Linked DNA regions of Homo sapiens: region 2 is linked to region 1. Evidence: chromatin loops called from intact Hi-C (ENCODE). Cell type or tissue: Caco-2. All regions are shown on one strand. Links, peaks and the distances in the headings refer to the core of each region. The heading gives the core; the rest is flanking DNA. Region 1 holds the start of HNF1B (HNF1 homeobox B). Region 2 has its middle 85 kb from the start of HNF1B.

Region 1 (9,666 bases), core at 1-8,000:
CGGCCCCACACTGTTTACATTTTATACTTGGAGTAATTTATTTAATTTACTTTATACTAATTTATAACTTACATATGGCAACATGCACAGATCCCACATGTATAGCCTGGTGATGGATCCACCATCCCAATCAAAATATAGAACCATTTCTAGCACCCCAGAAACCTCCAGCACCACGGATTTGTTTTTCCACTTTTTAACTTTATATAAATGGAATCACACAGTATATACTCTTTCGTGTCTGGTGAAAGTAGTTATTTATTTATTTAGAGAATGGGGTCTCATTCTGTCACCCAGGCTGAAGTGCAGTGACACGATCATAGTTCAATGGAACCTCAGACTCCTGGGTTCAAGCGATCCTCCCACCTCAGCCTCCTGAGTAGCCAGGACTATAAGCATGCACTACCATGCCTGGCTAATTTTTTTATTTTTTATTTTTGTAGAGACAGGGTCTCACTATTTTGCTTGAACTCCTGGGCTCAAGCTATCCTCCCACCTCGGCCTCCCAAAGAACTATCACAGGTGTGAGCCACCACACCTGGCAAGTATTTAGTTTTAACAGTATTGTCCAGAGGCAATCACATGTTCGTTTACTCAGTAAGCATTTTCTTGAGCATCTACCATGCACCAGCACTTCTCCAGGCACTGAGGAGTAAGACATGAGAAGATGCCTGCCCCTCATAGGGTTTGCTCTCTGTGGTATATTTTTTCGTGGCTAGTCAAGGCTTCATGTCCACTACTACACAGAGGTCTGGCCTGAGCTCTTGGCCCATCTGCCCGAAGGCCTGCAAGTAGACACCCTAATAATTTAAGACCTTTTAGGAATTTCAAATTATAAAAAAAAGTTGGAGGACCTAAATGGTTATCCAGACCAATAGCCATTTTTCAAAGGTAGAATCAGAGACCCAGAGAAGGTGCTCACCAAAACTTTTGGGGAGATGAATCACCCAGAAAGAGGTTTTGTAGCCAGAAGAAGAACCTCAGGCTCTTTCCAGACCCTGATGTCTAGAATGTTCTCCAGGTTGCAACACTGCTCTCTAACAAGAAGGCCCCTGACCTCCTGCAGAACAGGTTAGGATGGTATTTATGTTTTACTCTAGAGATGATTTTATTTTGAGGCCTTCTAGATACTCTGTGAACCAATGAGAGAGGCTGGGAGAGTGGAGTGGCAGGGGTGGAAATGACCAGAATCTCTTCTGTAAACAAAGAAGTGCAACCGTGAAAAGTAGGGGAAAGATTGCATGCACAAATCAGAAAAGAAATATCGCTTGTGCTGCTAAGTTCCAGGGGAGATGAGTTCACAGAAGCCACATTTGCCAATCTGTGGAATGACCAGCATGGTGCTCAGAACACCTTCATAGAATGATGAGTCAACTGGATTTCAACTTATTTTATACCAGGGATTGCACGTCCTATAAAAAACAAGAACAACAAACCTTGGGATATGAACTGCAAATTCATCTAATTTGAGCAGATGAAACTGATATGGTCTCTTCAAATTCAGTAGCTCTTAAAAACATGCTGGGACTATAAGAGCCTAAAGACATCAGTTGCCTCAGTTCTCAGCATGTTATCAAGATGTGCCTCTTCTTTCTAAATACGTGAGAGCCCACCATATTCTAGGAACCTGTGGTTACTAACTCACCTAATCTTCACACCGGCACAGTAGAGTGTCATTATCATTTTGCACTGAGGAAACTGAGGATCAGAAAGATTATGTAACATGCCAAAAGTCACACAGCAGGTGAAGCAGATCTTGGGTTCAAGTTTAGTTCTGTTTGACTACTCCAAACCCTGCCCTCTATTCTCTGCTGGGTATCCTCCACCTCTCCCCCACAGAATCCCTCTTTCAACTTCTCATCCCTCAAAACAATGACAGCTAGAGACCCTCCTCTTTCATCCTAAAACCCTGCTCAAAAGTTCTGAGCCCCAACCTCAACCCTTCCATTAATTTGCTGAGGTGGCTACAAGCAACCTGAGACTCTCCCATATCTTATTTTTCCATCTTTAAAATGGAGTTATTATATCAGTCCATCACGACTTTATTCTGTGTGAAGCATAAACAGATGTTATTTCAATCCTACTCCGTCTTCCTCTATTTGGGGGAAGTTTAACTGAAGAGTTTTACAAGATAGCTCACTTAACATTATGAACTGCATTCTGAAAGACTATCTGCTGGTCTACTTTACACAGCTCTTTTTAAACTTCCATATGAAGGGACTGGTGAATCTGTTTGAAGATCTATAGTACAGAACAATTACTTGATAAGCGCTTATATTGCACAAAGTGGCATATTACAAGGTAGGACTAGGAAGGAGCATTACAGGAAGTTGCTAGATATGAATAGCCAGATTACCTGGAAAACATACCTGGACACTCATAGGAAGTTTGTCCTATCCTCTGTGTGAAATTGCCTGCACATTCACATAGTTAGCTGGGGTGTGGGGAAGAATGGGTTTGCTGACACCTGAATTTTGAGAGAGAATGAGGCTTGGGAATCAGATGGGGCACACAGCAGCTGCAACTGCCAATCAAAGTTTTGTTGTTACAACAGAAGTGATTGCTGTTTTTTAAATGGGTTTTCCCAGCTTAACACAGAAACTGATCTTCATTACACTTGATGCTTCTATCCTGATAGCGAGTGAGAGACAGACGAAGAGATTGTTCTTCAGGGACATTTACTCTGAACACTTCATTATCCTTCTTGAGGCAAGCTGGGTAGGCAGAGAATGTTCTTCCATTGGGCAGAATTATGAGAAGCAAAGATTTGCACCTATTACAACAAACTAGAGGGAAAGAAGGTGAAATGAAAAGCCAACATTTTCATGAAGTTATGACTCCCTGTGGCACCCTGAGGAGTAATGGGTGTCTGGAGGCTGAAGGATGGAGAGGTTCCTGAATTTGGGATTTGCTTGTCTCCGGGAAAGAGGGACTGAGATCAGTGTAAACTTTCCTCAGGCTACACGCACACAACCATCCCGCTTCCTTCTGGCTCTCAGCACAAGTGGCCCAGGCACCTGTAGCAGACCCTGTATTTAAGAGGCATCCTAGCTCCTTAACAGCCTGACTTGATAAATTACACCATCAGCCCTTGCACACCTAGGAGATTAGATCCTGCCCCTAGGCAGATGAGAGCTGCTAGACTCTTCCTCCTCCTGCTGAAATTCCTCTCTATCCCTAACCTAACCTTACTTCCTCCTAGATATCTTTCAAGGGTGGGAGAGGAAGGAAAATGTGCTTAGAAACTCCTTTGCAATTTTTCTGCTGATTCTGAAACCCTAGTCCCCCAATCCCTCCAACCCCAGCACTGTATCACCAATTCTGAATACCCTAAGTTTCCAGAGTAACTCAGTTTTACTACTGGGAACTGGCTTCCCGTCTTCTCAGACCAGAAAGTGTTGAACTTTATTATTAGACCAAGCGGTTGCACAAGTGGCCTCAGTCAATATACACAACCCCCAAAAAAAGGTTATCAGTGGTATCCTCTTTTTGCAGATGAGGAAACTGAGGCTCCCAGAAGGGAAGCGTTATGCTCCTCCCCAGAAGCTTTAGGTCTGTGTGTGGTGGAAGCAAAGAAGCCCCTTTCCCTGTTCTTCTACAGGTCAGGTCCTAGCTTGCCGGTTTGGGCGCGCTTCCGCCGCCCTCCCCTCCTGCCCGTCACCAGGGGGGAAGCAGGTGAAACTCCAATAGTGCTGCAAGGCCTATGGCTTCCTACCTGGCCCAGGCCAGAGTGGGAAAAAAAACATCTTTCCCTCAGTAGCTCTGTCGACACCTTCTGTACTAGGAGTGCAAGACTTCTGCCACTGCTGCAGTGACCTCGTCTACAGAGCTCGTCCCCGGCCCAGGGAACCACAGATGTTCTGGAACTACGAATAAACCAGAAATGAGTGGGCCGGGGGGACCCTCGGCTGCAAGTGTCCACCCAGCTGCAGGTCAAGCTTTGCTTTCACTGCCTCACCATCCTAGTGCCTCACCATCCTAGTGCCTCACCATCCTAGTGCCTCACCATTCTGCCTCACCATCCTCCCCCAAGGCGGAGGCGCCTTGACATCCGGGTTTAAACAGGAGAGTGAGGAGCCCCAGGGGTCCAGCTCCCCAGTGGCGTGGCCAGGCTGGGCGCCGGTGCAGCCCAGCTGCTGGGGGAGCTTCACTTTGGCTACTCCCTCTACCCATAAAGTAGTCTCTTTCCAAGAGTTCTCCCGGACTCCTTCACCCTCGCCTACGCTCTCTGGCGGGCAGTTCTGCAAACCCAAACCGCCAGACCAGGCCAGGGAGGTTCTGGGGCCTGGAGGTAGTAACCGAGGTAGAAATAAATGGAGTCCCTCCAGGGCATGCTCACCACACCTAACGCTGCCTCACCTCCCCCGTGGCCTCGGCGCCCCTTCCTAAGTGGTCAGTTTCTCTTCCGCCCTGCGGGCTCTCCTGGCCCACCACCTGCGTCGGCCGGGACGCATCCAGGGTCTCTACTCTTCGCTTCCTCCTGCGTCCCCTTCTTCCACGAGCACCCCAGCTTCCTCTGGCTCTCACCTGAACCCCGAAGCGTAGTGTCTTCTCTCTGGACTAAAGCGGAACTGAGAACCGGTGGAAAAGCCCCGCGCCTAGGCTGCAAGGCACTGGCTTAACAAGTCCAAAGGTTAGGTGAAGTTTGGCTGATAAGCAGAACCAGTAAAAGAAGGTCTCTAGCCCCCCAGCGTGAGTACAATGGACCCTGGCAAAGCCCCGCTCCCGGCCCAGGTCTTCTGCTCTCCAGGTCTGCCCCTCCGGCTCTCCCTCTCTCCGGGTTTCCCCCTCCCCACCATCATTTGCATCCAGCCGAAAGCTGGGCCCTTCCCACTAATTTGCATATCTTATATGGCCTAATGGTGGCGATCATGGCAAGTTAGAAGTTTTCTGACTCCTTTCGGAGGAGCCTCCGGGACCCCGGGGAGTAACAGGTGTCTGGAGGCTGAAGGGTGGAGGGGTTCCTGGATTTGGGGTTTGCTTGTGAAACTCCCCTCCACCCTCCTCTCTCGCACCCACCCACCCCCTCACCCCCTTCTTTTTCCGTCCTTGGAAAATGGTGTCCAAGCTCACGTCGCTCCAGCAAGAACTCCTGAGCGCCCTGCTGAGCTCCGGGGTCACCAAGGAGGTGCTGGTTCAGGCCTTGGAGGAGTTGCTGCCATCCCCGAACTTCGGGGTGAAGCTGGAGACGCTGCCCCTGTCCCCTGGCAGCGGGGCCGAGCCCGACACCAAGCCGGTCTTCCATACTCTCACCAACGGCCACGCCAAGGGCCGCTTGTCCGGCGACGAGGGCTCCGAGGACGGCGACGACTATGACACACCTCCCATCCTCAAGGAGCTGCAGGCGCTCAACACCGAGGAGGCGGCGGAGCAGCGGGCGGAGGTGGACCGGATGCTCAGGTAGGCGCAGAGCGAGGTGGAGGGGACCCACCCGAACCCCTGGAGCCCCGGCCCCGGGCCTGAGTGACACTGCGCCCGACCACACTCGCCAAGCCCGTTTCCCACCAGAGAAGTCCCCCGGGGGGCGCTCTGCTTCTCTCCCAACACCCGGACCCTTCCCAATCCCTTAGCGGGACGACCCTGCGGCCCACCGGGCTTCTTCTCCCCAGGCCCAGGCCAGCGTCCGAGACCCAAGGGCTTTTCCCCGCGGGGCTGGGGCTGGGCCGGGGAGAACTGGAGCTGTGGAGCCCTTTGCCGGGAGGTTTGCCCACGCGACTGAAGGTGCGAGTGGGTGCAGTGAAACCGCTGCGACTTCCCGGGAGCAGAGCCTCGCGCCGCTGCAAGCCCCAGGCCGCGCATTTTTCCTGCGCCCTGCCTCGGGTCTGGAAAGCCGCATGTCGGCCTCGGACACATTGACCTGCATGATGACCTGCAGTTCTTTGCCGAAGGACAGGCGGCATCCGGAGCCGGGATCTGGGAGGCGAGTTCCCTGGTGGGCACTCTTGTTAGCCGCGCCCATGCAAGGCCCGGAATTATCCGGGATCCCCAACGCGGGTTTAGATTTGCAAAGGGCATGTTCCATGCAGGGTCCGGGTGGACACGCGCGGGGCCAAAGAAACCAAGCGCGGTGGTGTGGGGGCGAACGCGTCTCAGACCTCAGTTCGCAGAGGATCTGGTCTCAGTCTGAGAAAGGAGGGCGTTTCCAGACCTCGCTGCCCACCCCCGGCCTCTCCCCGGGAGTTCAGGCCGGCTGGCAGTGTATCCCCAGGGCCGGGATCGTTTGTGGGTCCTCCCCGACCGCCCTAGACTTTGACAGCTGGTTACTAATTATCTAAGGAGCCGAGCGGTTCCCTGAGACAGCACGTCGCTCCCGGGCCACTCCGCTTTAGGACAGAGCCCATCGCGTGGCTTCGGACACTGAAGCGCTGCGATTTCGGGGCTGAGCCTTGGCCGCACGTCCGCAGCGGCGGTTTGGGGTGGGATATGACCTTGCATTTGAATTTGTGCTCCGAGGGCCTGGCGGTTTGCCCTCTAGCCAAAACAATCAGGGGAACTTGTAGATTTTTTTTCCCCAAACACACTTTGGTATAATTCATAGGTTTGAGGTTCTTCCCTCGTCGCTCTCCCGCCCGGAGGTGATTTCTCCCCTACCGGGAGAGAACTCCTGCAAGAGAGTTCCGCGAGGCGGAAGGTGTGAGTCGCGGAGGCTAAGAGGGGTCGAGAGAGTGGCCCCTAGGAGCGGCTGGGGCGCCAGGGCTGCCGGGGAGGTCGCTCAGGACCTGGCGGATGAACCAGGCTCCCACCGCCGGCCACCGGGGGCCACAGGGCCTAGGCCCTCCCACTCGGCCGCAGGCGCCCGCTTTCTAGCGCGGCGCTGGAAGGACCTGGGGCGCCCCTCCGCACCCAGCCCCGCGCCGGGCTGGCCGCAGCTGAGACGTAACATAAACTGCAGCACGTGGAGTTGGGGTGTTATTAATTTATTTCTATAAATCATCAACAGAAAGATACACAAAGAGCCGTGATTAGGTTGAAAAGAGAGGCGGGTTATTCATTGGTGAAGTTGTAAACGCGGCTTAGAGGGGGGAAGGAGATCAAAACGCGGGCGCGGGGCTGCTCGCCGCTCCCAGCGCGCACCCAGCCAGGCGCCCCGTGCGGCCCTGCGGCCTCACCGCTCTGGCGCGGGACGCGGGCTCTGTGAGCGCCCGAGCCGCCCGCGGAGCCCCCGGGTCGCCGACACCCGCAGGCCCGGCCGGCGGAGAGCCAGGCCCGGCCCAGGGTCCTTAGACCCCAGCCCCGCTCTTCCCTCCCCAAAGCCCCAGGCCCCAGCAGGGCAGGGAGAGGGACTGGGGAGCCGGAGACCCTCGCCGAGTTGGAGACGCGGGACAGACCTGGAGGCTTTTTTCTCCCGTCCCGAGCGGGTGCTGCCTTTCCTCCCCCGCTCCCGGGAGCGCCGGACTTGATTAAAGTAATTTTTCAAGAAATCGCTAGCGGTTCCTAGGTCACTGCACAGGGGGCTCCCAAGCCTCGGGCACACGCACTCCCTTCTTTTGCCCACCGTGTTCCCTTAAGACGAAAAGCAAAGAGAAAGAAAAGTCGCGTTTTGGAGTTCCCGGAGTTCTAGTAAACCTCCTGGAAGAGAAAGGCAGGGGAGGAAGGTCGGGACTGCGCGCTTCCCGGTCCCCGGCTCCCGGCCGGAGCTGGCCTTTCTCGCGGCCTCGAGGCAGGTGCGCCGGGGGCGTCTAGAAAGTGGGCTGCATTCTAAGAAGCCGAAGTTGGGCTCCTTAACGAACGCGCTGCGGACTGCGCTGGAGTCCAGGCTTCTCTGCTCGTGGGCAGCAAAGTCATTGTTTGAGAAGGAGCGTGCGGGACGGACCCTGCGGGCGCCGCGGCCGGCGTTTGACACCTGCGCTTGGGACACAATGGCCGCAGGCCCTCTTCGGGACCGGTGCCTTTCTCGGTGTTAGGGAACCTCTGAACCTGAGCTGTGTTTTCAAACAAACAAACAAAAATAACCAGCTCTCCCGGCTCTTCCCGGTGAACACACGTGAATTTTGGGGTCAGAGGGTTGTGAAGGTATAACTGCGCCATCTTACTCCTCACTCTTTTAAGTCGGACTTAAAAGGTTTTGCCATTATTTATAAGGTTCTTGGGGGCTTTTTTTAAACCCTCCCCAATTGTTGGGCTAATTCACTGTTTCCACAGAATCATTCCCACTTAGAACAGTACCCTATTTTTCTAGGTTTCTTAGGCATACAAAATGAACACAGGTAAAGGCATTTAAACAAAAGAAAAATAGCCGAAGAATTTGCTAAAGCAATATTCACTTTTAAAATGCAATTTTTCCCCTAAGGTTCGAGGAGTCTTGTTCGTAGCCGTTGAAAGTATTTTTCCATCCTAAAAATATCGGTGGAAATATTGACCAGAAATAAACTTTTAAATGATCTGTGATGTTTACAAGGATATGTCTAAAACGTTTATTACATTATTTTCCTCTTAATGTGAATTCTCCACGTTTGAAACTGTAACTCGTTTTCTCATTTTTTGTTCTTCTTGTTACTTCCTCATATTGTGTACTTGGAAATTACCTTTGTAAATACTTGAGAAATTCGTTCTTATATATAATTAATATAAAAAGTTTGCATTTCTCAAAAACATCTCTATCAAAGCCTGTGTTCTCACGAGTTTAATATCAAAGTCTTAATAAAATAATCACAACTACCCAAATGCTTATAAAATATGTTCGATTACTGGATTTTTATTCATTAAACAGAATTAATTTTATTTGACATATTTAAAGGCGCCATTTAGAAATAAAATTGCTTATTATGTTGCAATGCTGTATCTATTTCAGCCTCTACACCGTTTTCTTTTTTGTTTCACCTGAAACTAGTTTTCCCTTCCGTTTTTTTTCTTGTTCTATCAAGCTAATATATATATCAACATACAGTAATGGGGTGCTGGTTTTTGTAAGTTAAATATGTACCTGCATTAAATAAATAGTAAACATGTATATATTGCTTCTTTAGTACTTTTGTTCTGTGCTGCACACTATTTTAATTTCTAGTTTTAAATTATATCTCTCTTTTCAAAGCATCTGTTCAATAAGCAAGAAAAGATATTGGCAAAGTTGAAACCATTCTAGACAAATAAAATTCAAAGGTGCTAAAACTAGCAGTTTACACACCTGTGTTTATGAGAAATGAAAAGTATAACCATGTTCTTATCCAGTATTTAAAATTTATGAGAAACATAATACAGGAAAACAAGCATCTAAAATTGTTAATGTCCGAAATTGAAGTTATTTGTCCCCATTAGCCCAGTAGATTTTGTCTGGAAGGTGGAGCTGTGGATTTTTTTTTTTTTTAACTACTTGCCTCACCTCAGTGGTGTGATCCTCCCGTCCCAAGGAGATACAACATTGTATTTTGGAAAACTTTTCTAAAACTCTGAAAATTATTTACTATTTGGCTAAGACATCCTCCTTGCTTCTTAGAAGGTGAACACATACATTTCACCCCTGTTTTATAAGAAATGGAGATACCCATTCAAAAGGAAAATAATGTAGGAGAGGTTGAAGCTAAAATTGGGCAAATTCAGAAACTGATGCTATCCCTACTTCATTGTAGGATCAGGGAGTCCAGCCCCAAGCTAAAGGCATCCCCACTTTCCAGTGGGCCTCCTGCCTTTTAAATCTCCCACATTGCAGGAAAATGGAGGAAAGCAAAA
Region 2 (16,319 bases), core at 3,450-11,449, 85 kb before region 1:
GAGTAACCAGATGATCCAGCAGCCCCACTCCCAGGTTCATGCCCAGGAGAAATGAAAGCATATGTCCACCCAAGAACATGGACAAGCATGTTCAGAGCAGCGGTTTTTTTTCTTTTCTTTTCTTTTTTTTTTTTTTGAGGCAGGGGGACAGAGTCTGGCTCTGTCACCCAGGCTGGAGTTCAGTGGTCTGATCTCCGCTCACTGCAACCTCAAGTGATTCTTGTGCCTCAGCCTCCTGAGTAGCTGGAATTACAGGCACGCACCACCACACCCAGCTAATTTTTGTATTTCTAGTAAAGACAGGGTTTCACCATGTTAGCCAGGCTGGTCTTGAACTTCTGGCTTCAAGTGATCCGCCCACCTCAGACTCCCAAAGTTCTGGGATTACAGGTGTGAGCCACTGCGCCCAGCCCAAAGCAGCATTTTTATAGTAGCCCCAAACTGGAAGTAACCCAAATGCCCATCAAGTGATACATGGATAAACAGAATGCTGTGCCTGTATGCAATGGAATAGTATTTGGCTATAAAAATAATGCAATACTAATATAGGCAAAAACATGGATGAACCTGGAACACAGTGTGCTAAGTCAAAGAAGCCAGTGAAGAATGTTGTATGAGTCCATTGACATGAAATGTCCAGAACAGGAGAACCCATGGAGTCAGCACATAGATCAGTAGTTGCCAGAGATGAGGAGAAATGGCGGTGGGGGTGGGGGAGCTGGAGGGCGATGTTTAAGGAATATGGGGTTTCTTCGAGGATAATGAAAATATTTGGGCTGGGCACAATGGCTCGTGCCTGTAATCCTAGCACTTTGGGAGGCCGAGGCAGGCAGATCACCTGAGCTCAGGAGTTAGAGACCAGCCTAGCTAACATAGTGAAATCCCATCTCTACTGAAAATACAAAAAATTAGCTGGGTGTAGTTGCATGTGTCTGTAATCCCAGCTACTCAGGAGGCTGAGGCAGGAGAATCGTTTGAGCCTGAGAGGCGGAGGTTGCAGTGAGCCGAGATTGCGCCAGTGCACTGCAGCCTGGGTGACAGAGCAAGAAGCTGTCTCAAAAAAAAAAAAAAAAAAAGAAAGAAAGAAAATATTCAAAGATTGTTGCAGTGTTGTTTGCGTAACTATGATATACCAAAACCCATTGAATTGTACTCTTTAAATGGATAAATTCTATTTTATGTGAATTATATCTCAATAAAGCTGTGAAAGAGAGAAGCTGGGTGCAATGGTGCCTACCTATAGTCCCAGCTACTTGGGAGGCTGAGGTGGGAGGATCGCCCGAGCCCAGGAGTTCAAGTCCAGCCTAGGCAACATAGTGAGAAGTGAGACCCCATCTCAAAAAATAAAAAAGACAGAGAAAGGGAAGACTCAAGTTTGGGTTCTGACACTAGGATGTCAGCTAAGTGGTGGTTACATAGATCAGTTACAAAATAGAGGTAAGATGAGCAAGTTGGGGACAGTATGATACTGATTTATTCACTTATTCAGCAAATATTTTTTGAGCACTAGGCAGTGGGAAATATCAGTGAACAAAACAAAAATATCCCTTTCCTGTAGCTCTTACACTCTAGTGGGAAGAGAAAATTATACAATAAATAAACCCATTTGTAAGGTGATCAGTGCAATGGAAAAACCTATAGCAAGCAAGAAGGATGGCATGCCTGGAAGGGCTGCGGCTTTAAAAGGGGTGGGCAGGCATGGCCTTGCAGGAAAGGTGACATGTGAGCAGAGACTTGAAGGCAGCAAGGGATGAACTTGGGTGACTGAGGGAAGAGCATTCCAAGCAGAGGGAACGTTGGTGCGAGGCTCTGAGGCAGGCGTAGTGGAGGCACGGTGGGAGGCAGGGCAGACAAGCAAGGCAGGAAAGAGGAGAAGGGGTGGAGGAAAGGGAGAGAGGGCGATGATAAGTCGGGGCTCAGCAGGTTGGGAAGTGGAACCCTGCAGGCCGTGTCCTCCACCCGGAGGGTATGCATCTTACTCTGAGTGATGTGGGAGCCATGGGGGATTGTGAGCAGAGCGGTACCATGGCCTGACCTACCAGGTAAAGTCTCCCTCTAGATCAGGATTTCTCAACCCGGCACTAGTGACACCTGGGGCAGGATCATTCCTTGTAATGGAGACTGTCCTATGCATTGTGGGATGTTCAGCAGCACCCCCGACCTCTGTCTACAAGACTCCACGAAGGACCATCTGTCTTAGTTGTGACAAACAAAAATATCCCCAGACCCTGCCAAATGTAACCTGGGGGGCAAAAACACCCACATTTGAGAACCATGGTTCTAGGATATAGGAGTGTGTACACAGGCAGCTCAGGTTTACACAGGCTGGATTTGAGGTGCCTGTGAGACCTGCGCGCTGAGATTCCTTTGAGCAGGCAGACAGGAGGGGCTGGAGCCCAGGAGAAAAGTCTGGGCAGCTTTTGTTGTCTTCAGGCTCAGCGGCTGTTAGAAGGAATTTCGCAGAAAAAAAGAGTGATACCCAAAGAATCTATTTCATTTAATTTAACGTTTTGAGCAAGGATTATGCTAAAGTCACCAGGCAAGAGACCAAGATAAGCCCGCCTCACAAACACAGAAACCTCAGATCCAAGGCAGCTATGTAAGGTACAGAACGTTCCAGACTGTAGAAAAGAGAGGGTTAATCCAACTTGATCAGGAGAGAAATGCCATTATCCACTGAAATATTTCTTGACTATCTCCTATATGCTAGTGAAACTCACTAGCATTATCTCATTTAATCTTTGAAAAACTAAATAAAAGTGTGAAGTAAATATTTTCCCCTCCCTCTTTTTTTAAAGATTAGAAAACGGGCTCAAAAGGACCCACATACTCAGAGTCTACCCTGTCAATGACAGAGTGACTCAACCTGGCACTAGCGACATTTGGGGCAGGATCATTCCTTGTTACAGGCTGTTTAATGCCAAAGCCCAATACTGGCTTCTGGAAGCTTCTAGAAGGTGGGGCTGGAACTTCTCATTGAAGAGGTTGACAGGCAGTATTGCGGGGAAATGGGAGAGCGAAACATACCAGGCAAAGGGAACTGCTTGGGCATGGCTTCGGCAGAGAACAAGGTACAGAGATTTGAGGACAGGGTGATTTCTTGGAACACAGAGCTTGGTTCAGTAGAAAGAGCATGGGAAAGCCAGGATGTGGCCAGTTGAAAGGGAGGGGCTTTGACCATGTGGTGAGCCATTTTGCATTTTACTCTATTGGCATCTAGGAGACAAATAATGAGAACTCTGACTTGGGAAAAATGTTAAGGATCAATTTATCTCAAATATCACACATAGCTCTTAAGTCTGGGGACCCTCTATTCCCCATCTTACCTAAAAGGCACAAACACACCTCTCCAAGTCAGGTATAAGACCCCCAACAATAGTTGCCCAGTCAAAAAATGCATCCTCAGAGTTGACGACTACTATAATAAATCTGGGGACAGTTTCTGAAAACTTGTTTCCCTAAAACGTTTTCATCAAACTATATTCAGTGACATGTAACGATAATCATCAAGACTAAATCACATCCCAGGAGGTATCTGAGTGCAACCGTGAGGTGCTCCTTCATGTCTGAAGGTGCATTTATAACAATCTGGAAAACAGTCTAGAAGATCTTCTTGGAAGTTAGACCTTCAACTTTATCTGAGTTTTGGTGGCAAATTAAGAAGAGCTCTTATTGTGCAGTTTCTGAGGTTCTTCAAAAGAGTGACTTTCTCTGTTTCCCCAGAAAGACTACAATGTGTGGTGTGTGTGTGTGTAGGTGCATGTGCACATATGTGGGTGGGTGTGAATGTGCCTATATGTGTGTGTGGATGGAGTACGTATACATGCTGTGAGTGTGTGTGTGGATGCGGATTGTGAGTGTGGGTGGGAGATTGTATGTGAGTGCATGTGAGTGTGTGTGTGGATGGAGTAGATATACATGCATGTGAGTGTGTGTGTGGATGTGGATGTGTGTGGGTGGGAGTTTGTGTGTGAGTGCATGTGAGTGAGTGTGTGTGGTGAGTGTATGGAATGGGTTAGCTCATGCACAGAGCATTTCTTAGCCTACTTAACAGCTTAGGAGCCACCTCTTCCAGGAAGCCTTCCTTAACCTGTTTTTCGTCCTGCCCCTCGGGACCCAGGTGACACTGGGCATGCAGTTGCTCTATTGCTGCAGGTTTGCCCCCGACTCATCTCATCTCCAAACACAGACACATGCAAGAATGTGACCCTCCCTTCCCAATACAACACTAGGACATTTTATTCTCTTTGTATTCCTGATATCTGGCACACGGTAGGTCATCAATAAATAATAAATTGAATTAAACCTTGCAAAGGCCTCCAAATATCAGAATTGGTAAGCTCTAAAGGCTCTGTTTATTCTTGCAGATTCCTTCTCAGGTTTCAGCAGATTATAGAGAAAATCTCTCCCGCCAGTGCTAGTGTCAGTGGGACAGTAAAGTGAAACAGAAACACCACCATCCAATACCCCCTCCCCTTCAGTCCCTCCAAATTGAGCTGCTGCTGCTAGGGGAACCAGAGCTAAGCTTCTGCAGAGGCCTGTGCCCATGTCACTCACCCCAGCTCCGCAGTCCTACCTGGCATGAGTCTTCCCATAACTATACCTTGGCTTGCTGACTGCTCTGTGGGGACACCGAGCCTCATTGCACCACGGGATGGGGCAGTTAGAGCAGGGCTTCTTACACTTTAACATGTGCATGATCACCTGCTTAGCATGCAGATGCTGATCCAGTAGGTCTGGGATGGGGCTTGAGATTCTGCACATCTAACATGCTCCCAGGTCCTGCCCATGTTGCTGGCCTGTGGCCCATCCTTCCACCGGAAGTGCTTAGAAGGCTTTAGTCTTCTCGCGGCTGTTCAAGAGACCATGCGGTGGAAATCGGGTGCTGAGTCATTTGGTCACTGCCGCTTCTTGTTAAGTGAACTTCTATCATTTCACATGCATAGAAGTTTTGACAAGCCCTTGAGTCTTGTTTCTTTCTGCACCCCAGTAAAAAAGAAAGAACAGGCCGGGCATGGTGGCTCACACCTGCAATTCCAGCACATTGGGAGGCCAAGGTGGGCAGATCACGAGGTCAGGAGATCGAGACCATCCTGGCTAACACAGTGAAACCCCGTCTCTACTAAAAAGACAAAAAATTAGCTGGGTGTGGTGGCAGGCGCCTGTAGTCCCAGCTACTCGGGAGGCTGAGGCGGGAGAATCACTTGAACCTGGGAGGCGGAGCTTGCAGTGAGCCGAGATCGCACCACTGCACTCCAGCCTGGGTGACAGAGCGAGACTCCGTCTCAACAACAACAACAACAACAACAAAAGACAACCAAAAACAAAAAACAAACAAAAAACTGATCCTATACTTACTGCTCCCAGTCTACTAAAGCAGAAAGAAAACTGGACCCATGACCTTCAGCAGGAGGGACCTCATATGACTCATTCAATCATATACAGATCCTCTCTATCTTCTAGTGCTCCTGGTCCAGCCACCTCATTTTATAGAAGTGACTTGGTCCCAGAGAGGAAGCGTGACTTGCTTCAGATCACTCAGCTCGTAGATGGCAGTGTTAGGCTTAGAATGCAAGTAAAACCCAAGACTATTACTCATTAAAAAACAAAATTATTTTTCAATAAAATTCACTTTTCAGTCCAGACACAGTGGCTGACGCCTATAATCCCGGCACATTGGGAGGCCAAGGCAGGCAGATCACTTGAGCCCAGGAGTTGAAGACCAGCCTGGGCAATGTGATGAAAACCCATCTCTACAAAATATACAAAAATGAGCCAGGAGTGGTGGCACACACCTGTGGTCCCAGCTACTCAGGAGGCTGCGGTGGGAGGATCACTCGAGCCCAGGAGGTCAAGGCTGCAGTGAGCCATATTCCCGCTACTGCACTCTAGCCTGGATGACAGAGAGAGATCCTGTCTCAAAAACATAAAATAAAATTCACTTTTCAATCCCATAATTATTCATCTCCATCACTTCCTTGCATATCCTCAACTCTCTCTTCCTTCACTTCACGCTGCTTTGCCGAAACCACAGCCCTGGTTAAATCCAACTCTGCTTATTTGGCACCTGATCCTGTGTAGCTGAACAAAATTTGTGAAGAAAGCACAACCATACCAGCTGCTCTTGCATTCACATTCACATTTAATGATGCCAGGGAGTCATACTACACATTCCCAGTCAATAGATATTGGCACATCCCACTCAATATTTGTTGAATGAATGAGTTGAATGCATGAATTTTCATTAGGGTCTCATTAATGCTATAGTTCTGCTTGGCTTGTCCAACTTTAAACATTTCACAAAATGAATTTTGAAACCAGGTTCAGGCTGAAATGGTAATATTGTCATCTTTGTTTGGAAGCTGTCTTAATGGTGTTTGCCTGGGCTGGTTCAACCTATAGGCGAAGGAGGCTTTTACTTGATTTAAATTGTTGTTGGAGCCAGGGCTTGACCTGAGAGCCTCAGGACTTTTCTTCCTCCAGAAAGAGCCTTTTGAAACAAGTCTAGAGGTTGGTCCAAAGCTCAGGAGCTGCAAGTCAACTTACAATGCCTTTTTATAGTATTACTTGCATAAGCTAAATAGTTGGCTTCCTATTTCAAGAAAAGATGTGTTTGTTCTCAAGGCTGTCTCCTGGCACCCATTGGGGATGCTGGAAAACACACCTCTGCCCTCCTGATGTTGTTTTGAAATAGCTGGCGCAGTTTGGATTCTTCGACCACAAAAATAATTGTACGCTGCAGCTGAAATACAAGCCACACTGCTTCCTCGGCTCCGCTTTGAATCCCATCTGTCCCCTACCTCATCATAAAGCTTACTAAGAACCTGGCCTCCTTTCCACTCACTGTAGGTGCTCATGCTGATGATATGCATTATTTGTTTTTTATTGATGTCAGCAGTGCTAATGATTAAGTGAAACACTCCACTCCATTCAAATGTCTTGCTTTCACCTGCCGATCCCATTGTGAAGAAAGGTGCAGCATGCCTTCCAATATTTCTCCTAGAACAGCTCAAGTGAGGTGAAACAGTGGAAAGTCAGCCCTGCTGATTTGAATCATGCCACCCCACCTTACCAGCGCCCCAAATGTCAGCCTTCTTCCCACTCAGATGTGGTTGTCCTTGGAAAGACCCAGAACAGACGTTTCATCACCAAGTGGTACTAGACAAAAACGGAAGGTATAAGCAAAGCAGACATAAGTACTTATCAAGGTAGGTACTTCAGTCGTGCACTCTTTATGTAACTGACAACCCAATCGAATTTTTTTTTTTTTTTTTGAGATGAAGTCTCGCTTGTCACCCAGGCTGGAGTGCAATGGCACAATCTCGGCTCACTGCAACATCTGCCTCCCGGGTTCAAGCGATTCTCCAGACTCAGCCTCCCAAGTAGCTGGGACTACAGGTACGTGCCACCACACTTGGCTAGTTTTTGTATTTTTAGTAGAGACGGTGTTTCACTATGTTGGCCAGGCTGGTCTCGAACTCCTGACCTCATGATCTACCTGCCTCGGCTGAATTTTTTTTTAATGATGCAGAATTCTAGCTCATGTTCTGACTAAGGTAGGATTTAGGGGTGGGGGCAAGCAAGAATGCTATTACTCTGAGGTCTGGGTTGTCTTTAACAAGAGAACACTAAAACAGTGAAGAAAAATTGCCAATTGTTGTTTCAAAAAAAGAACAATAAAAGGCAAGCCCCCTGCCCCTGCCTGCTACTCTTTCCCCCTTAACACTCTCAGTCTCTCCATGAGATTTAAAAAAGAAAAGCCCAGGAAATTCCAAGCATGAATGCCTCCCCAGATAAGACAGAAATGGAAGAAAACCAAACTTTGAAAAGTAAGCATTTTGATCTTCATGCAAACATGGAGTTAATCTGGGGACAGCTAGGCACAATTACACAGATGAATTCATTGTGTGAAATGGTCGCTGAGCGTAGAGAATGTCAGTGCCAGTTCAGAGTCCAAGCTCTGTAGGGGTCATACCTGAATCTGCTGAGCTGAGCACATGGAAACCTCAGTGTGCATTCAGCCTTGACCATTCTTTTTAATTTATTTCAGAGTGGCTCACTGGGGTGGCTTCAGGAAATACAAATCAAGTATCCGCCGTGGTGTTTGAAAACATGCCGGGTTTTGATATGTGTTTGACTGAAAATAGAAATAAAAATCTATGGGTCTTTATTTACATGTGTTAAAGTTGTTCTTAAGATAATCGTATGTTTTTTAGACTCTTTTACCCTTCAAGTCAGCTTGTATTCATCTGGAGAGGAAGCCCTCTCGAGTGACAGCCTTAGGCTGATGGCAGCCAGGTGCTGACTGTGGTTGTGTCAAATTCCCCAGGGGTCCTAGGGGACATCATTCCTTGACTCTGGGTCTCCACATCTGTCAACTGAGGAGTCCCAGAACTGGTGGCTACAGTGCAAGTGAGGTGAAACAGTGGAAAGTCAGCCCTGTTGATCTGAATCATGCCACCCCACCCTTCCAGCACCCTGAATGTCGGCCTTCTCCCCACTCGGATGTGGTTGTCCTTGGAAAGACCCAGAACAGATATTTCACTACCAAGGGGTACTAGACAAAAACGGAAGGTATTAGCAAAGCAGAAGTATGTGCTGGACTAACTCCATTATCCAGTTCTCTAGTTCTGAGGCTCCAACTCAGTGGAGTTTGGAAATACCACTCCATCTTGAGGATTTGATTTTAAACAAATGGCTAGTATTTTGACAAGGTAAACTACTTGTGACTCTGCAGCCTAATTGACTTACCAAACCCACAGACTCAGGGCCCCAGCTGGAAAGGACTCAAGTCTTTTGTTTTAAACACCCATCCCTGTTCCAATCAAGAAAAAATTCTAAACTCATCAGGTATCATAGGCCATGATGCATGTGTGACATTTAGCATGACAAAGGAACTACATTATTGACAGGATCTTCTCAGTGTTTATAATTATAAAATATTTGCACTGAAAGAGTCCTTAACAAGCACGTAAACCCAGAATGATTAAGCAACTTGCCCAAGAGCACACAGGCAGCAGGGAGGGAGTCAGGACCAAAATGCAGGTCTCCTGGCTCCCAGCCGGGTTCAGGCTCCTGCATGTGCCCTTCAGAGATAGGAAAGTTCACCTTTTGAATTTGCCTTTTCATATTCACCTGCACCCTTAACAAATAGGGAATGGAAATGTTGAATTTTGAATGTTGGAGTTAGAGCATGTTGCAATTCATTAGAGAAATCAGGATTGATGAAAAATTCACAGTTGCCTAGTCTGTAGGACAGATGATGTTCTTCATTTGACGCTGCCCCTGTTTCGTCACCAGAAGCAGAGCAACCAGGAGACAACGGAAGGAAAGAGGCCCTGGTCTCCTCGGGAACTGTGTTACTGACAGAACAAGGAACAGCTTTGGCTGGAGATGTTTATGCTGACTTTGGAGTATGGATCAGAAGAGGGTCCTGGCTTGCTGATGGAGCTCAGGCCTATGGAAAACAGGATGATCTTAGAGTTAAAAACAAACAACCCTGGGTGTGGTCTCAGGGCCTGGGAGGAAAGGATGAGTCAGCTGAAACTGATGGAAATTAACGGTAAGTCTAAGAGAAGCTAGCATGGCACTGCAAGGTGAAGTGGGGGGAATGGCCCAGAATCAGAAGAGCTGAGCTTCCCTACATTTGGGCTGTGTGACCTTGGGCAGGAAATTTGCCCTGTTTCCTTTTCAGTGAGATAAGGAGAACCATACCTCCTGAAAGTATTAAAGGAGAAGATTTATATCTAGTTCCCTTCCTCCTCCACTTTCCTTAACAGAATCTCTCAAGAGATGCTGCCATTTCCTGAGCACCTGTGAGCTCATCTTATCCTCACAACTGAAAGTGCTTTTTCCGACGTCAGACATGGAAAAATATGGCACCTAAAAGAGGATGTCACTTTGACAACCAATACTCCCCCAGCCCAAAACCAATTATTATAATCACTGATGAAACTGTGATATGGCCTGTGATTCACTTACATACTCTTCTGTGTCCATAAGATCAGCTTCTGTCTTCCGCTTCCACCACTCCCAGTTCTCATTCTATTCCTAGTGTTACCTCTTGAAGATGATGCCTGTCCCTTAAGTAGCAGAAGCAGCTTTCTGTATCTGGAAGAGGAGGGGCCACACTGGGCTTGAGGAGACACCATGATTTATGGTCCTAGATGATGTCCCCTTCTCACCATTCCCACACACAGCCACCCTTTGAGCTTGCACCATCCTCATAGGGGACCCTGTTGGCACTACTATGTGGGGGAACAGCGACCCTCAAGGTTCAGGTGCAGAAGCAAGCACCCGTCAGGTGTGATCCTGGCTCTGCCACTCACTGTGGGACCTAAGCCAATCCACTTCCTCTCTCTGAGCCTCAGTTTTCCAAAGGGTAAAAAGAAGGATCTAGATGAGATACCTCTCAAGGGCCACTCCAGCTCAGATCCTCTGACTTGCTTAGTGTGTGATGAGAGTTATCTTCTCCCAGAAAAGGCTTCTTTTTCTAAAGCCAAGTGTAGTAAGGACTCCTCTACTCTTTCTAGGCATTTCAGACTTTCTTTAAAAAGATCTTATTTTGGCCCAGCGCGATGGCTAAAGCCTGTAATCCCAGCACTTTGGGAGGCCGAGGCGGGTGGATCACGAGGTCAGGAGTTCGAGACCAGCCTAACAAACATGGTGAAATCCCGTCTCTACTAAAGATACAAAAAAAAAAAAAAAAGAAAGAAAAAATTAGCCAAGCATGGTGGTGTGCACCTGTAATCCCAGCTACTCAGGAGGCTGAGGCAGGAGAATCACTTGAACCTGGGAGTCAGAGGTTGCAGTGAGCCGAGACTGCACTATTGTGCTCCAGCCTGGATGACAGGGCAAGACTGTCTCAAAAAAGAAAAAAAAAAAAAAAGAAAGAAAAAAAAGATCTTACTTTACCAGGCTTTTTGGGGCCCACTGCCACTCAGAGGCCAAAATTCTCCCAATGTCAGTGGCTAGAAGAAAATCAGATCAAAAAGTATCCCTGTGCCTCATCTGAACCCAGTTTCTGCTTTGAACCTTTTGCCAAGTCTAGGGCTTATCAGCCAGAGTGTGTGTGAATTACCACATGAAAGGACTCTCTTGGATCATATTTAAAAGAATCATCATTTCAATTTAGATCAGAAAAACACCCAGTCCTTCAGAAAATACATATAAATTCTTCTCTAAATGTCCAAACAGATTTATGCCATAGAAGATGTAATTATCTCCTTCTGGGATAAAGGAATCTTCTAGCTGTGAGGGTGAGCCAAGAAGCCAGAACTTTCTGCCTAAGAGGAGACTGCAGCAGGGCCACTACAGAAGGTTGTCCAAGTTGTTCACTGCACAAGGGCACTGGGCCAAAAGTGGGTAGGGGAGGCAGGAGTAGCTGCTTAAATCCAGCCTGAGCTCCACCGGCCAAGTCATGTGTTCAGTGCAAGGTTAGGTCAGTTCAAATGGAGGTGCACCTTTTGGTAATTCAGTAGAGGCACTGTATATGCTAGCAGGCAGCCACTCAGCATGGAAAAATGGGTCTTTCCTTTGTTAACAAACACAACAGCTCCCAAAGGCTCACAGCAAGAGCAGATGGCAGGAAAGCAGAAGTGAAGGCTGGGTGGCGGGGCAGGCGTGGGGAGAAGATGGGGAAACGATCTTGGGTGTCTGTAGAGGAGCTTACACCCTAATGCCTCCCAGCTGGCCTAAATGAACACAGTTCTGAGAAGACCCCAGTAAGAGACTGTTTCCAGCCCCTCCCCTCCTTTACTGCCCCTCCTTTCGGGCTCTCCTCAGCCTTCCCTGACCTCCCAGCCTACATCAGAGTCCCCATTGCAGGTTCTCTGAGCACCTTTGTTTTTCCTTTACAACACTCAAGCTGCACTTTGTAATTATGTGGGTGTAGGGAATTTGAGTCACCTCTATTCTCCCCCCGTTAGACTGGAAGCCGTGTGAAGGCAAACTATGTTGGGTTTTGCTCTTGTATCCCCAGGACCCAGCATAGTGTCTGGGGCATGAAGCAGGAACTATGAATGAATTAAAATGGTGTGAATTAAAGGGTGTGGGCCTTGCACTCTGCATCCCTTTTTGCCAGGCCTAGGAGGCTGTCTGGGCACAGTGACATGTGGTCACCATGATGTAAGTTCTGTGCCCACCCCCAGGAGACACAGTCCAGAAAAGACATATCCAACCCTGGCTAGGCATTCAAAACACATATGAAGACCAATGAAAGCAGCTTCCCAAAACCCACCCCAAGAGATTGTGATTCAGGGCTAGGATTTGTGTATTTAACAAGGTCCCCCAGGTGACACGAATCTGCCTATCAGAACCAACAGATACTGTTGCAATAGATACAAAGAAGCACGGGGACCAAAGAGAAGGAGGTCCCACATAAAGATCTGTGGAAGGCTTTCCAGCACAAATGATGTCCCAGCCAGGTCTTGATGGCTGGGAAGGGCATTCTGGGTCAAGGGAATGACATAAACAAAGACAGAGACAGAGACATTGGTGCACATGGGGTGAACAAATGGGGACAGGGCAGCAGGGTTGAATCCAAATGACAAGAATCCATTCCTGGGGGACGATCAAGCGTAAGTCACCCACCACTCAGCTGGGCTCCCAGAGCCCTTTTAGGTAAGAAGCCCATATTTTGGCAGTCCCCAGAGGAGTTCCTCTGCACCCCCATTTTTCATGCAGCTTCCATCCTATTTTCAGTCCCATTTCCTGTCTCCCTCTTTCTCATGTTCTTTCTCTAGTTAGACTGTGGGCTCCTGAGGTCCCATGGCCATCAGGGAAGTATTGCCATGGACTTCTTTGATAAATAGGCCTGATTTAAGAACTCTAAACTATCCTGGCTGGATATAGGAGACTGCTGAAGCTGGCAGAAATAGTAGTCCCTAAAGCCAATATCTACAGCCACGCATCTCCAGTGTGGCAGAGAAGGGTCACCTTACTTAATATAAAAGCAGTATCTGGAGCATGAAGGTCAGGCCCCAGAGAGGCCTGCACATCATGCTGCACTTCCATCTTTTTTCTTTTTTGAGCCCAGAATGAGGAGGTTAACGTTAGAAACAACAGAGAGGATGCCTGTGGGATGGGAGGGCAGATCCTCAAAGACCTGCCTGAGCCCTGCCTGAGCTGGAGGGGAGAATCCACACGCTGGGTGACTCAGGCTGTAGGAATGAGCTCTCACCCCAGGCTCCCATCTATCCTTCCACATCTTTCCATGACTTCCTCTCTCCCCACCCCTCTCCCTCTTCCTCCAATGGGCCTGGGCTGGGTTGGCATGCCGGTGCTCTCTCTTAACTGGACTTTTCTAACGGGCCTGCCTGTTGCCTGGACATGTTTTCTACAAGTAAATGTGCTGGAGAGAGGAAACAGAAGTCCTCAGCACGTGTTTCCTCTCTTTGGACCAAGTGGCCTCTGGGGAACCGGTGAGGATCTGAAGTTCCCAGCCTCTGCACCAAGCTGCAGACCCAGGTGTCTTTTGAGCAATGCCCTGCGCCACAGTTCAGTGCCACCTCGCCAAAGCCCGAACTATCTTGTCTGCTGTCCGGTTATAAATTAATCTCTTGTCATCAGTGATTAACTTATTCAAGACACAGGAGCTGCTGAACCAAAACAGCCCCTTGGGGTGAAAGAGCCTCCAGCATGGTGTGGCGTGTAGGTCTGCCTGTGACCCTGGCCATGCTGGCTCTTGTGCTGTGTCAGCAGGGCTGCAGGGATGGCCAGGGCAGGGGTCCGGCTCTGGGCACTGCTGCCCTGGAATGTTCACTGAGTGCCTCGAAGTGGAGATCCATGCTGCAAATATCTAGGGCTTGTTTTTGTGTGTGTGTTTGTCTGCAAGGAAGGCTTTGAAAAGGGGGTTGGGGTGGGCCACGTCCCTAGGGGCACATGTCACCTGAATACAAACAGCCTGGACTGATAGAGGAGCAGAGGGGAGCCCAACTTTGGAATTCACAGATGTTGAGGGGAGTTATGGGCCACCTATTATAGCATAAGCCATTACAGTGGAAAGAGGCCTCCAAGGTCATTAGCTCCAACTTCCTAATTCTATAGAGGCCAAGGAAGAAGGCTTGACTCACCCAAGGCCACACTCTAGAGCCAATGGGGAGGAAAAGAACAAATGTCAAATCTTGTCTATATGTCAGATAAAGGCTCATTTAGTCACCACCATGATGATAGGCAACAAACAACTTCCTTAGGAAAAAATTTCCAAGGAATCCTTCTATACCCCACCACTACCATTTAAAGACCTCAAAAGTAAGATTTCTCTGATTTTTTTCTGAATAGCCCTGGTAGATTTGGTCTCACTTCTTAGTTCAGGGCACCTCACAGCAATTTAAAAATGGTGCCTTTATTCACCTCTAGGGTGGTCCTCCCCCAGAAAACCGTAACCCCAGCCTAACCAGGAGAAAAACATCAGAACAACCCAAAGCAATGGATGTTCTACAAAGAACTTCACCCCTACTACTCAAAACTGTCACGGTCACCAAAGCCAAGGAAAGCCTGAGAAACTGTCACAGACTGGGGGGCTAAGGAGACACGATGATTGAGTGCAATGTGGCACCCTGGATGGGATCCAGGAATAGGAAAAAGTCATTAGGAAAAATTAGTGGAATATGAATAAAGTGTAGAGTTTAGTTAACAGTAGTGTAACAATGCTGGCTCCTTAGTTGCAACAAATGGACTACAGTAATGTAAGTCTATGGCCACACCACCCTGAACTTGTCTAGAGTAATGTAAAATGTTAACAATAGGGGAAACTTGGGATGAGATACACAAACTCTGTACTCCTGTTGCATCTTTTCTGTAAATCTTTTTTTTTTTTTTTGAGATGGAGTCTTGCTCTGTCGCCCCGGCTGGAGTGCAGTGGCGCGATCTCAGCTCACTGCAAGCTCCGCCTCCAGGGTTCAAGCAATTCTCCTGCCTCAGCCTCCCAAGTAGCTGGGACTACAGGCGCCCACCACCACGCCTGGCTAATTTTTTGTATTTTTAGTAGAGACAGGGTTTCACCGTGTTAGCCAGGATGGTCTTGATCTCCTGACCTCATGATCCAGCCGCCTCGGCCTCCCAAAGTGCTGGGATTATAGGCGTGAGCCACTGCTCCCGGCCGAGAGTTTCTTAAAAAAGAGAGTTACTTTAAAAAGACAGAGTTTCGTTCTTGTCACCCAGGCTGAAGTGCAATGGCACAATCTCAGCTCACTGCAACCTCTGCTTCCCAGGTTCAAGCGATTCTCTTGCCTCAGTCTCCCAAGTAGCTGGGATTACAGGTGCCCGCCACCACGCCTGGCTAATTTTTGTATTTTTAGTAAGGATGGGGTTTCACTATGTTGGCCAGGCTGGTCTCGAACTCCTGACCTCAGTTGATCCACCCACCTCGGCCTCCCAAAGTGTGGGGATTACAGGCGTCAGCCACCGCACCCGGCCCTTTTCTGTAAATCTAAAACTATTTTAAAACAAAGCATTTATTTAAAACTTTTTTAAAATGGTGCTTTTTCGTTTTCTTTAGTCTGGAACCTTTACCAGAAGGTTCATTACAGTGTCCATAACATGGTAGGTGTGGAATAACAAGTATTTGAAAGAGGAAAGAAAGAATGAGAGAGGGAAGGAAGGAGGACTAGAGAAGAGAGGAAGGAAAGAAGGAAGGGCAAGAGGGAGGGAGAAAGATATTAAGGGACAAAATACGAAAGTAAATAGAACCAGTCAGGTGTGGTGGCTCACACCTGTAATCCCTTCACTGAGAGGCCTAGGCAGGTGGATTGCTTGAGCCCAGGAATTGGAGACCAGCCTAAGCAACATGATGCGACCCCATCTCTACTAAAAATACAAAAAATTAGCTGGGCATGGTGTCGTGTGCTTGTAGTCCCCACTACTTGGAAGGCTGACGTGGGAGGATCACCTGAGCCCAGGAAGTAGAGGCCGCAGTGAGCTGTGATTGGAGCACTGCACTCCAACCTTGGTGACAGAATGAGACCCTGCCTCAAAAAGAAAAAAGTAAGTAGAACCATTCATCAACTGATAAATGGATAACTGTAGTATCTCTATGCAATGGATTCAATGGGATATTGGGCCATAAAAAGAAATTAAGTAGTAATACATTCTATAACATGGAAGAGCTTGGAGACATTATGCTAAGTTAAAGTAAGTCCACCAAAGAGACCACATATTGCATGGTTCCATTTATATGAAATGTCCATATGCAGATATGAAATGTCCAAAGGCAAATCCATAGAATAGCAAATAGATGAGTGATTACCATCTTATCTGTTGGGGACTGGGGAGGAGAAACAGGAGCAGCTGCTCACGGTCATAGGGTTTCTTTTTGGGGC

The links. A loop is a pair of places that touch in the nucleus more often than their neighbours do. Peaks named below come from ENCODE experiments on the same cell type or tissue, not always from the same donor. Only the 100,000 strongest peaks of a DNase experiment are listed, where the experiment ranks them.
Region 2: a loop joins it to region 1, with 6 times the contacts of the local background. A loop is called at or near these places in 2 of 110 quality-filtered maps.

The regions. Positions count from the first base shown.
Region 1 is chr17:37,740,275-37,749,940 of GRCh38, reverse strand. It overlaps HNF1B (HNF1 homeobox B), which reads left to right and starts at 4,882. Exons shown (of 9, transcript NM_000458.4): 1 at 4,882-5,400. The coding sequence starts at 5,057. RefSeq lists enhancers at 7,291-7,795, 7,796-8,298. In Caco-2, for the core only: no CTCF peak of the experiment used is centred there; DNase peaks (open chromatin) are centred at 4,770, 5,400, 6,270, 6,980 and 5 weaker places; H3K4me3 peaks cover 5,207 bases.
Region 2 is chr17:37,821,946-37,838,264 of GRCh38, reverse strand. No RefSeq gene overlaps it. Among named protein-coding and RNA genes, the nearest start is that of HNF1B, 85 kb to the right of the region's middle. RefSeq lists enhancers at 11,180-11,927, 12,677-13,424, 13,182-13,476. In Caco-2, for the core only: no CTCF peak of the experiment used is centred there; a DNase peak (open chromatin) is centred at 7,934.